Linked DNA regions of Homo sapiens: region 2 is linked to region 1. A link is an interaction called in ENCODE POLR2A ChIA-PET data of the cell type or tissue named here. Cell type or tissue: PC-9. All regions are shown on one strand. Links, peaks and the distances in the headings refer to the core of each region. The heading gives the core; the rest is flanking DNA.

Region 1 (5,384 bases), core at 312-5,311:
TACTGTTTTATTATAGAGGATATTACAAAGGATATAGATGAAGTGTTGCACACGGAGAGGTAGTAATGCATGATTTTTCTCAACCCCTTTATTGGACTTGTGATGGGGATACCCCATCTATATGGCCCATCATGCTCAACCTCTTGTAGGAGGGAGCTCGTGAGTGAGTGTGGGATCTAGCTGGCTGCTTTGGGCACCAGCAGAAGCAAGCTCCATGCAGGCCCCATGGTGGCACCCAGGTGGAGGTGTCTGCAACCCCCGAAACCCCAGAGCACATGTACAATGTTCTCTTAGCTCCACCATCTGTGGACAGCAGTGTGTTACCAGCTCAGTGGGCCCCTTGCCTCATCACGTGAGGCAGCTGGCCTCTGCCAGTGAGGGCAAAGGGCCAGTGCGACTTCCTTTTTTTGGTACCTGAACTTGGTGGGTCCTGAGCTCTTGTCCAGTGTCCAAGAAGAATGAGGTTGCTGGAACACTTGAAGGATGGTGAAGGTGGAGAATTTTATTAAGCAATGGAAATGGCTTTCAGAGGAGAGGAGAGCTGGAGAGAGGATGGGGTGGGCAGGTAATCTTTCCCCAAAGTCCAGCTGGCTCTGGCTGGCTCTTCCCTGACATCAAGCCACCTCTCCAAAGTTAAACCATCTCTCCTCCGAAGTACAGTTGCCCCTCTGAAGTCAAGTTACCTCTCTCCAGTCAAGTGGCTTCTGTCTCTCTACTGACTGAATTTGGGGTCTTTATAAGCACAGGATGGGGAATGGGGAAGGCCTTAGGTAGTTTTGGAAAAGACAACGTTTGATTGGTAAAAAGACATCATTTGGAAAGAGCCAATCAGGAGACAGCAGGCAAACAGTGATAGAAGTTCTCACTTTGGGCCACGGGTTTCAGGCTTTTCAGCTTGAAGGTGGGGTTTCACCAGGGATCTGCCCCTGTCTGCCTAGGATTTCTCTGCATCCTGCCTCTCTCAGTAGAAGTGAAAGAGTATGTTAAGGAGCTTCCGTGTCCTCCCTGGAAGCGCCACCCTCCAATAACCTCCACGTGTTCAGCTATTTGGAAGCTCTCTGAACCCTGTTCTCTTGAGTTCTTAAAGAGGATTCATTAGGCATTGATTAAACCATTGGCCATAGGTGACCAACTTGACTTTCAGCTCCTCCCCTATCCCCAGAAGAGAGATTGGGGAGGGGACTGTCAGTCCCACCCCCCATTCATATTTTTGTTTTTCCTGTGACCAGCCCTCATCTTAAAGCTGTCAGTCACCATTAGCATACAAAAAGATAGCACTTGAGGGATTCCAAGGATTTTAGAAGTTCTATGCCAGGAAATAAGAAAGAAGACCAAATATATATTTCACAATATCACAGATGGATTCATTTTCACCCACTTACTTTTTGAAGTGGGAAAGAAAGGCATGTGTGTACAACTAGGTTGCTGTTTTATATCTATAGGAATCTAGCTATGTGTAAAATGTAAAAGTCATCTGATACACACGTCGGAGTGGTGAAAAGATTGAAAGCTGCTGCCCACAAAGATTCTTTGCCTGTGACCAGTTAATGCATATTGGTTCTTTACCTGAATTTGCAACCTTGGGAGAATATAATGAACTTTCAAAATCCACAGCTGTCCAGGGATCGCCTGTAAGGGGATGGTCATCAGCAGCAAATAGACAATACTAATGATGTCACCACCACCTGGAATAAAGCACTTTCAAAGGTGTTTCCCGCTTATTATTTCATCTTGGCCTCCTAAATTCATAAGAGGTTTAGGAAGGTATTTTTTTTCATTTCACTGATGAGCAATCAGGACCCAGAGAGATGAAATACCTTGCAGAAGTTCACGTCTTTTAGGAACTAGAGCTAGCCTGATTATTTTTGCTCCTGAAATTGCTGGACTGCTCTGAATGACCTGAATTTATCTTGGTAGAGACCAGAGATCTCCATTGAAGGTTCTTCTTGATTGGATAAAACCAACTTTGGCTTGAGAGAGTCTCACACTCACTTTGAACTGTGACTTATAACCTTACAGCTGGCCAGGGCAAAGACCCCCTGGCTCAAGCTGTCTCTGTGCTCAGTGCATTGAACCATTTATGTGAATATCCCAAGGAGTTGCCAGGACTGAACTGGAAGAGTTAAGGTCTTCCCCAAAATGCCTGGTCTTGCCAGAGCAACTGACTCTAAAGGCTGGCTTGTTACTGACCCTGGGTTCTTGGACCTTCAATGCAATATAAGTTGACATGAGGCCCAAAGAGTTTGCCCAGACAAGTCTTTATTGGAACTTACACCAGGGCATAAAGGAGGCAGCAACAGAGAGAGAGAATTTTCTGGCTGGCTCCCCAGAGGGAGATGAAAAGACAGTTTTAAAAGGGCTGCAGAGGGAAAGGAATGGTGTTTGGGTATGCAGAGGCAGGGAACTGTTAGCACTTGGGCAGTTTGATAACATGCTTCTTCATATGTTGCATGTCTCATTTGCATGTTAAGTCTCTACCCCTGGGTGTGATTTTTAGTATGTGATTTTTAGTAATGAAGCTGAGGTTAAGGGTTGGTCATCTCCTGGTCTTGTGCATATGTGGGAGTTAGGGTGGACTCTCTTGAGTAAGATTTATGGTGGGAATTGCTTATTTTAGCTTCTTCAATTTCCTGTAGTCAGTGGCTATGGCACCATGCACAAGATTATGATGCAGGGTCTGAATGATCTGATTGGGGTCTCTGCTGGCCAGGAGCCCTTCCCCTCACCAGCTTGCAGTCCTTGATGGGACATGGTTGGGGGAAAGTCCCATTCTTATTCTGTCTCAGGCTGATAATTAAAAGGAATACCTGCTATGTCACCATGTATCTAGACCTCATTACTGAAATACCATTAGACAAGAAGAGACTAGAAGACAAAGCATTATGCTGTCTCTATCTTGTTTTTTTTTCACATGATTCACTAGTTAGATAATTATTGAATTTAAAGCATTTTTAAATCCTGAAATAAAAAATTTTATCTAAAGCAACAGAAAGCAGATGGTGTATGTGAATAAGAGAACCAGCTCAGAGTTATACACAGCTGTATTCTCTTCTCTGCTGCCAGAAGTGGAATTTGATTATGTCCGTGATTCACTTCCAAAATGACACATCGTTAACATCCTAGTGTAACACCAAGCTTTTGGCAGCGATGAAGCTAATCTTTGTCCTGAAAATAATACCGCCTTCTCCTCCTTACTCAGGAAATTAATTCAGTGACGAATTGGAGTGCAGTGTTCTTCATTAGCATCAAGATTTTCTTTAATAACTAGGAAAAAGCAGTGAAAATAATAAGTGTTTACAAAGATAATCAATAATGCCAGAATGCAATAACTGAGATTCTATCAATATCAGGTTCATCTTGGGGTAGATGTCTAGTGTACTGCTTTAGAGGGTAGCCTCTGGCATCTGACAACTCTGAGTTTAAATTCCTAATTACTGTGTGAGATCAGAAAGTTGTCTCACTTTTCTCCTTTAAAATCAGATAATAGTCCCTGGTGTATGATGTTCCCCTTCCTGTGTCCATGTGTTCTCATTGTTCAATTCCCACCTATAAGTGAGAACATGTGGTGTTTGGTTTTTTGTCCTTGCGATAGTTTGCTGAGAATGATGGTTTCCAGCTTCATCCATGTCCCTACAAAGAACATGAACTCATCACTTTTTATGGCTGCATAGTATTCCATGGTGTATATGTGCCACATTTTCGGGGGAGGGATAGCATTAGGAGATATATCTAATGCTAAATGATGAGTTAATGGGTGCAGCACACCAACATGGCACATGTATGCATATGTAACAAACCTGCACATTGTGCACATGTACCCTAAAACTTAAAGTATAATAAAAAAAAAATCTGATAATAGGCCGGGCGCAGTGGCTCACGCCTGTAATCCCAGCACTTTGGGAGGCCGAGGCAGGCGGATCATGAGGTCAGGAGATCGAGACCATCCTGGCTAACACGGTGAAAAACCCCATCTCTACTAAAAAAATACAAAAAAAAATTAGCCGGGTGTGGTGGCGGGTGCCTGTAGTCCCAACTATTCGGGAGGCTGAGGCAGGAGAATGGTGTGAACTCAGGAGGCAGAGCTTGCAGTGAGCCAAGATCACGCCACTGAACTCCAGCCTGGGCAACAGAGCGAGACTCTGTCTCAAAAAAAAAAAAATGAGATAATAATACTTATCTTAAATAATTGTTGTGAGGATTAGGTAAGATTATGGAAGTAAATTTCTCACCACAGTACTAGGCATGTAGTGAGCGCTTAATAACTGATACTTGAAAACAAAAACTAATGGACTAAAAGATGGGTATATTATTGGGCTTTTTTGTTAATCACTTGCATAATTCTGAAGACGTCAAGTGAAACACAAGATATCCAGAATACTGTGGTACTTACACTTGGAAATTATATTTCTAACATCAGTACATGGTTGACTTTTTGGTACTTTCTATGGTGCTACCAATTAATGTCAGGAAATATAAATAGTAAGCTCAAACAACAATTACTTCTCTTTCCAATCTCTCTCTCTCCTTTTTTTTTTTTTGTACCTCTCTCAATCTTTCTCTGATGATAAGTGGCATTTAATCTACTAGGGCTGCCTGAACAAACCACACAATCTCTAAGCTCTCAGTAGCCAACAGCTAAATCTAAAAACAGGTGATTAAGCTGCTGGACTTAGAATTTAAAGTATAATTAAGAGTTTATAAGACTTGGATGCCAATAAGGACTCAATCTCATGATTTTCTTTTTAATAAATAAGAGTTTACAAGACTTGGATGTTAATAATGACTCAATCTCATGATTTTCTTTTTAAGGTCACTGTTCATATGGGGATAGAAGGCTGGGATTTTAACATAATGCTCCATACCAAGATTTTGTGCCCCAATTCTTCCACCATCAGGGACTGTTGTTTCTTGGTACTGGAGGTGGTGTTTCAAATGATTACCAGGCAGTTAACAAGGAAACCCAGGTGCCTGATGTTTTATTCCAGCCTGTCTGACTCATTGCTCTGTGAGTGTTAAATGTCAGGCAACAAGAGAGCTGGTGACATCTTATGGAAAGCACAGATATGGAAGTCAGGGACTGATTTATACACTGGGTCTTGCCACTCATGATTTCTTGGATTCCAGTTTTATAATTTCACATCACTGAATAACAGTAGGGAGAGGCTTCTTCCTGAAGAACACTTCTTATCATGAATCAGCCATGTGGCCCAGGTTGAACTTCTTTGCTGGTAAATTGAGACTCTTGGCAGGAAAGTTAGGGGAGGGGAATACCTGCACTCTGGATGTGTGTTGAGGGGATGCCTTCAGTGCCTACCTTATGACAGACACCAAACATCAGTGGGTAGGAATCCTCACATCTCAAGACTTTGGGATTAAGCAGAATT
Region 2 (5,384 bases), core at 309-5,308, 68 kb after region 1:
AGGTTTCTTAGCCTGTGGTGGGAGGGGCTGCCTAGAAGGTCTCTGAAATGTCTTCAAGGCCTTCTCCCCATTGTCTATTAGCACTTGGCTCCTCTTTTACTTATGAAAATTTCTGCAGCCTGCTTGAACTGCTCCCTTGAAAATGGCATTTTCTTTGCTATCACATGGCCAGGCTGCAAATTTTCCAATCTTTTATGCTCTTCTTTTCTTTTAAATATAAGTTCCAGTTTCAGGTCATTTCTTTGTTCACACATATAAGCATAGGTTGTTAGAAGTAGCCAGGCTATCCTGAATGTTTTGTTGCTTAAAATTTCTTCTGCCAAAAACCCTTAATCATTACTCTCAAGTTTAAAGTTCTACAGATCCCTAGAGCAGGGGCATAATGCAACTCTTACGTGCATCCATGTGAAGAGACCACCAAACAGGCTTTGTGTGAGCAATAAAGCTTTTTAATCACCTGAGTGCAGGTGGACTGAGTCTGAAAAAGGAGTCAGCAAAGGGAGGTGGGGTGGGCCAGTTTTATAGGATTTGGGTAGGTAGTGGAAAATTACAGTTAAAGGTGGTTTTCTCTTGCGGGCAGGGGCGGGGGTCACAAGGTGCTTGGTGGGGAGCTCCTGAGACTCATTGTCCAGGAGAAGGAATGTCACAAGGTCCATTGATCAGTTAGGGTGGGGCAGGAACAAATCACAATGGTGGAATGTCATCAGTTAAGGCAGGAACTGGCTGTTTCACTTCTTTTGTGGTTCTTCAGTTGTTTCAGGCCATCTGGATGTATACGTGCAGGTCACAGGGGTTATGATGGCTTAGCTTGGGCTCAGAGGCCTGACAGCAACTAGACTCTTTGCTAAAGCATAGCAAAAGTGACCTTTACTCCAGTTCCCAATAAGTTCCTCATTTCCATCTGAGACCTCCTCAGCCTCAACTTCACTCTCCATATCACTATCAACATTTTAGTTACAACCATTCAACAAGTCTTTTGGAAGTTCTAAACTTTTCCTCAACTTCCTGTCTTCTTCTGAGCCCTCCAAACCGTTCCAACCTCTGCCTGCCCATTATCCAGTTTCAAAGCTGCTTCCACATTTTCAGGTATCATTATAATAATGCCCCACTCCTCAGTACCAATTTTCCATATTAGTTTGTTCTTGCATTGCTATACATAAATACCTGAGACTGGATAATTTATTTAAAAAAGAGCTTTAATTGGCTCACAGTTCCACCGAATGTACAGGAAGCATGATGCTGGCATCTGCTTGGCTACCGAGGAGGCTTCGGGAAACTTGCAATCATGGCAGAAGGCAAAGAGGGAGCCAGCGCTTCACATGGCTGGAAAGGAGGAAGAGAGAGATGGTGGAAGGAGGTGTCACACACTTTTAAACAACCAGATCTGGTGAGAACTCACTCACTATACATTACCAAGGAGGCATGGTACTAAACCATTCATGAGAAGTCCACCCCCATGATCTAATCACCTCCCACTAGGCCCCACCTCAAAGACTGGGGATTACAGGTCAACATGAGATTTGGTAGGGACATAGATCCAAACCATATCAAGAGATTGGAGAGGAAGAAGATAGGTATTGGACATAGTGGCTGGGGGTAGCAGTATCTGTTTACATCTTTATAAGCTCTGGAGAGGTTGTCTCATCTTCATTTTTTGCAGCTCTTTTTAGGATGCAGTTACTTTCAGTATTTCAAGCCTCACTTTGGCTCTCTATGTCCAATTCCAAGGCAACAGAATAAGTCCAACAACAAGCTGTCACTTGGCATAACTGAGTAGCGACATGCACGTTAAAATTTTTCACTATATACCACATATGTAATCTCTATGGCTTGGGGCACTGATTCAAATCAGTTTTTTCCTGCTATTAATAATTTATTATTATTTTTTAGTGATAAATATGTATATATAGTTTAAAAGTCTAATACTAGTATGAGATTAATAAGAAAGCAGTGTCTTGCCTATATCTCAAGAAGAATCAGCCAATATCCAGTCCAGGGCTTGAGAGCTGGGTGGGGCAGGAAGCTGACTGCCTGGCTCTTTGGTATCCAGATTTCCACTCATTACCCTTGTTTTCAGCCCTATGATACACTGCTCCCTCAGCTTGCCTCTCCAGGAAAGTTACCTTACTCAGTGTCTGGGGGTGCAAATTTAGGGGTGTGAGTGCTCAATCAACTAGGTCTTGTGTTCCCAGCTCCACATCCTAGGCTTATTCAGAAGATTCTAACCCCTCTTATCACTGTGCCTTTGAGGGTCTATGGCATGAATCAGCTTGCTTGTTATTGTCATTTCCTCCACCCCCAACAGACAGTTTGGTTTCAACATTTCTGCTCTGTAAATGAGTTATGACTCATCCATCTATTTTCCAACTTCCAAAATTCTGTTGACAATCTGGCCTTCCCTCTTCTCTTCTCCTGCACTCTTGTCTTTGTAGACAGGCATAAAATTATTACCTTATGTCCTTTAACTGGTATTGAAAGAGGTGCTGGGGTGGAGCAAAGAATAAGCACATATGATCTGTCTGCCGTATTCGTCCACAAATCTCTTTCGTTTGTTTCTTAAAATCCTTAAATTGTGTATGAATATTACCTGCAGGAAATAATGCATGCATAACAATTCTACTTCTTTAGATTAAAAACAAGCTATTCCTCTCCTTTTGAACCACTTAAAAATTGCCTATAATCTAATGTGATTCAATAAATCTATAAAGCTTGTGTGCTCCCAGTAGCAATTGAGATAAAGCAGCAAGTGTGGCTGCCATTGGGGTCAGTTGGCAGCACCTGGTTGCCATGGTCACGGGCTCTTTAAAAATGGAGCAAATACTTAATGAAACACTATATCCTTCTCCTCAGCACTAGTCATTTATAGTATTCAAATATTTACAGGTATAGCAGACTCACTGAGTTTCAAAAATATAAAAATGGTCCTGCTTCCTAAAAAGCATATATTTGCTACTAGCAGTAAAAAGGACTTAAATAAATCAAATTCTTGCTTTTGACAAGCAGATGCTAAAAGAAAACTAAAATATCATCTTCTAGGACTTGATTTTAGTTTACCTTCAGAGATCATTCACTTCCCTACCAAAAGATTGACTTCATTTTTTAAAATTAGTTATGGATTACATCCATTTGGTGAATAAGGGTCCTACGATCTTTCTCTCTGCTTATTTACACTTAATATTAGTGACTATTAACATTAAATATAGATGTATTTTATGTCACCACAGATGGAGATTTCCATTTGAGATATCTTAGACTTTCAAATGACTTAGCAAACATCAAGCAGCCAATCGTTTTTCTCCAAAGATCCTTCTGCTGTGCTTTGACTCAGAGAGCCTAGAAAATTCTGAAGTGATGCTTCATTAGAAAAGTGTGGTAAATTCCAGAGGCGTACATGAGGAAAATGTAATTCTCTAGGTAGATTTATTTTTCTCTTTTCATTGGGGAAAGTTGTGAGGAGGTAATAAATTGGAGAACAAATTTGTGGTTGATTGAAGTTTCTCTGCTGCTTTCTGAGACAACTAGAATAGCTCAATGTAAACACACATTCCAACATTTATCCCAGGCAAAAATTATATATTTTAATACTGAAATTAGGAGAACAGTCGTTACTTTGTAGTCTATTGGTCTCTAGATGACAGGAAAAGATGAGCTCCCTCTGGTGGTGAATTTAACAATAATAATAAACAAATGTTATTGTTTAATAACTAAAAGACCTGATTGAATTTAAAGGATCATTCGGTTGTCAGCAAGAGGCATCCTCCAAATTACCATTTTAGATTCTTTCCCAGGCTCTGGTTGAGGGAAATAGGTCAACACAGAATATTTATCCTTTTATTTGGCTAGAGTCATCTGGGATTTGAAGTAAAAAGGTGACTCAAAAATCCAGGGGTAAATGTTTTGTCATCTAGTGCCTCTCTCTCATTCACTCACTCTCTCATTGAGTGTCCCATATGGGGAAATACAGGAATCTTGTGGGCTGAAGCTGCAATGCTGAGAAACTGACCTATTCTCCACCATCATTGTAGTTTATGGTGAATTGGCATATCCTTCTTGTCTTTGTGGTAGTTGGAGGAGGGATTCGTTGGTATTAACTTTTCTTCCGTTATGTGCAGCAAGCAGGATTTTACCCTGTTCTCTTGACTTTGTATAAAGGCGTAAAATTGTATACATTATATAGTTTTGCTGTTATAGAAGGAGGTTCTGGAATGGAGTAGAGAAAAACAAATGTGATCAGTCTGCTTTGTATACCATCTCTCCGCATTTTAATTAAAAAAGTATTTTTATACAGAATTGCAAAGAGGCTTAGATGTGATACATACTTTATATTTGGCTTTAAAAAATATGAAATTGGAACATCGAATAGAGGCTACCTTATAAAGTAATTATCTATAGTAAGTCCTTCCTCTGGGCAGCAGCTTTCCTTTTTAGTTCTAAATTTAAAGCCTTGAATGCAGGTTTTATCACTCAGTTTTCACATATATAAAATAACTAGAATGAAGACTATGAATTCACAATTACTCAAGAATCTATTCTTCTTTACAGCTTCTTGGGTTAAATTTTTTAATTTATTCATTAATGTAGTTATTAAAATAAAAGTTTTTAGGCTATCATTGAAAGGAAAGAGTAAAAATTTTAAGGCACCAATATTTTTGTGAAAATTAAATTTCAATGAGGAGTATATATTACTTTGCAGCATGATTGTGCATACATGAAGCATTCAATAAATGATCTTCATTTTTTAAAAATTCTAACAGCAAAAACATTCTGGCTACCACGATGTTTCTTTCTCAAAATAATATTCTTGAAGTTACAGTTTGATCCTGTCAAAATAAGACAAACAAATAAAAAACACCTGTCTTTCATATTATTATGACTTGAAGACTTAAAGTCGATTCCATCAAACTAAGACAGACATATAAGGAATCATATTCTGTCAGAATTATGGGAAAAAGATAAAGTCCTTTTGATGAGAATTGAAATGTGGTTTTCCTTTTTTTTCCTGTCAGAGTAAGGAAAAGACTGAGAGGCATATAATTTGAAATTTCTATATATCATACCATATATATCAGAAAGGTAAACCATCAGGGCTTGAAGCTGAATGCAGTGGTTGCAAGAGCTGGCTGTGCATCAGAATAACCTGGGGAGCTCATTAAAATCACAGAATCCTAAAGCTGCCTCCAGAGGGTCTAACGCAGCAGGTCTAGGGTGAGGCCAAGGTATCGATACTTTTGACAAGTGTCCTCCCATGACTCAAGCAGGGGCCCACCAGCAATATCCCAGAACCATTCCTCTCCACGGCTACCCCTTCTTGACTCTGAAATTCACATCCAAATAACAATAACTGTACTGCTATTGCCACTTTGTAAGAGGACCCTTCCTTGGCC

What was found. Peaks named below come from ENCODE experiments on the same cell type or tissue, not always from the same donor. Only the 100,000 strongest peaks of a DNase experiment are listed, where the experiment ranks them.
Region 2: POLR2A ChIA-PET joins it to region 1 with 5 read pairs; 2 of 35 experiments call an interaction of 5 or more read pairs at or near these places.

What each region holds. Positions count from the first base shown.
Region 1 is chr2:223,525,948-223,531,331 of GRCh38, reverse strand. LOC105373907 (a long non-coding RNA gene) reads right to left here. Exons shown (of 5, transcript NR_187973.1): 5 at 2,240-3,264. Among named protein-coding and RNA genes, the nearest start is that of SCG2, 74 kb to the left of the region's middle. In PC-9, for the core only: a CTCF peak has its summit at 5,036; a DNase peak (open chromatin) is centred at 4,991.
Region 2 is chr2:223,457,809-223,463,192 of GRCh38, reverse strand. No RefSeq gene overlaps it. Among named protein-coding and RNA genes, the nearest start is that of SCG2, 140 kb to the left of the region's middle. In PC-9, for the core only: CTCF peaks have their summits at 3,470 and 3,669 (motif pointing left); a DNase peak (open chromatin) is centred at 2,212; H3K27ac peaks cover 1,000 bases.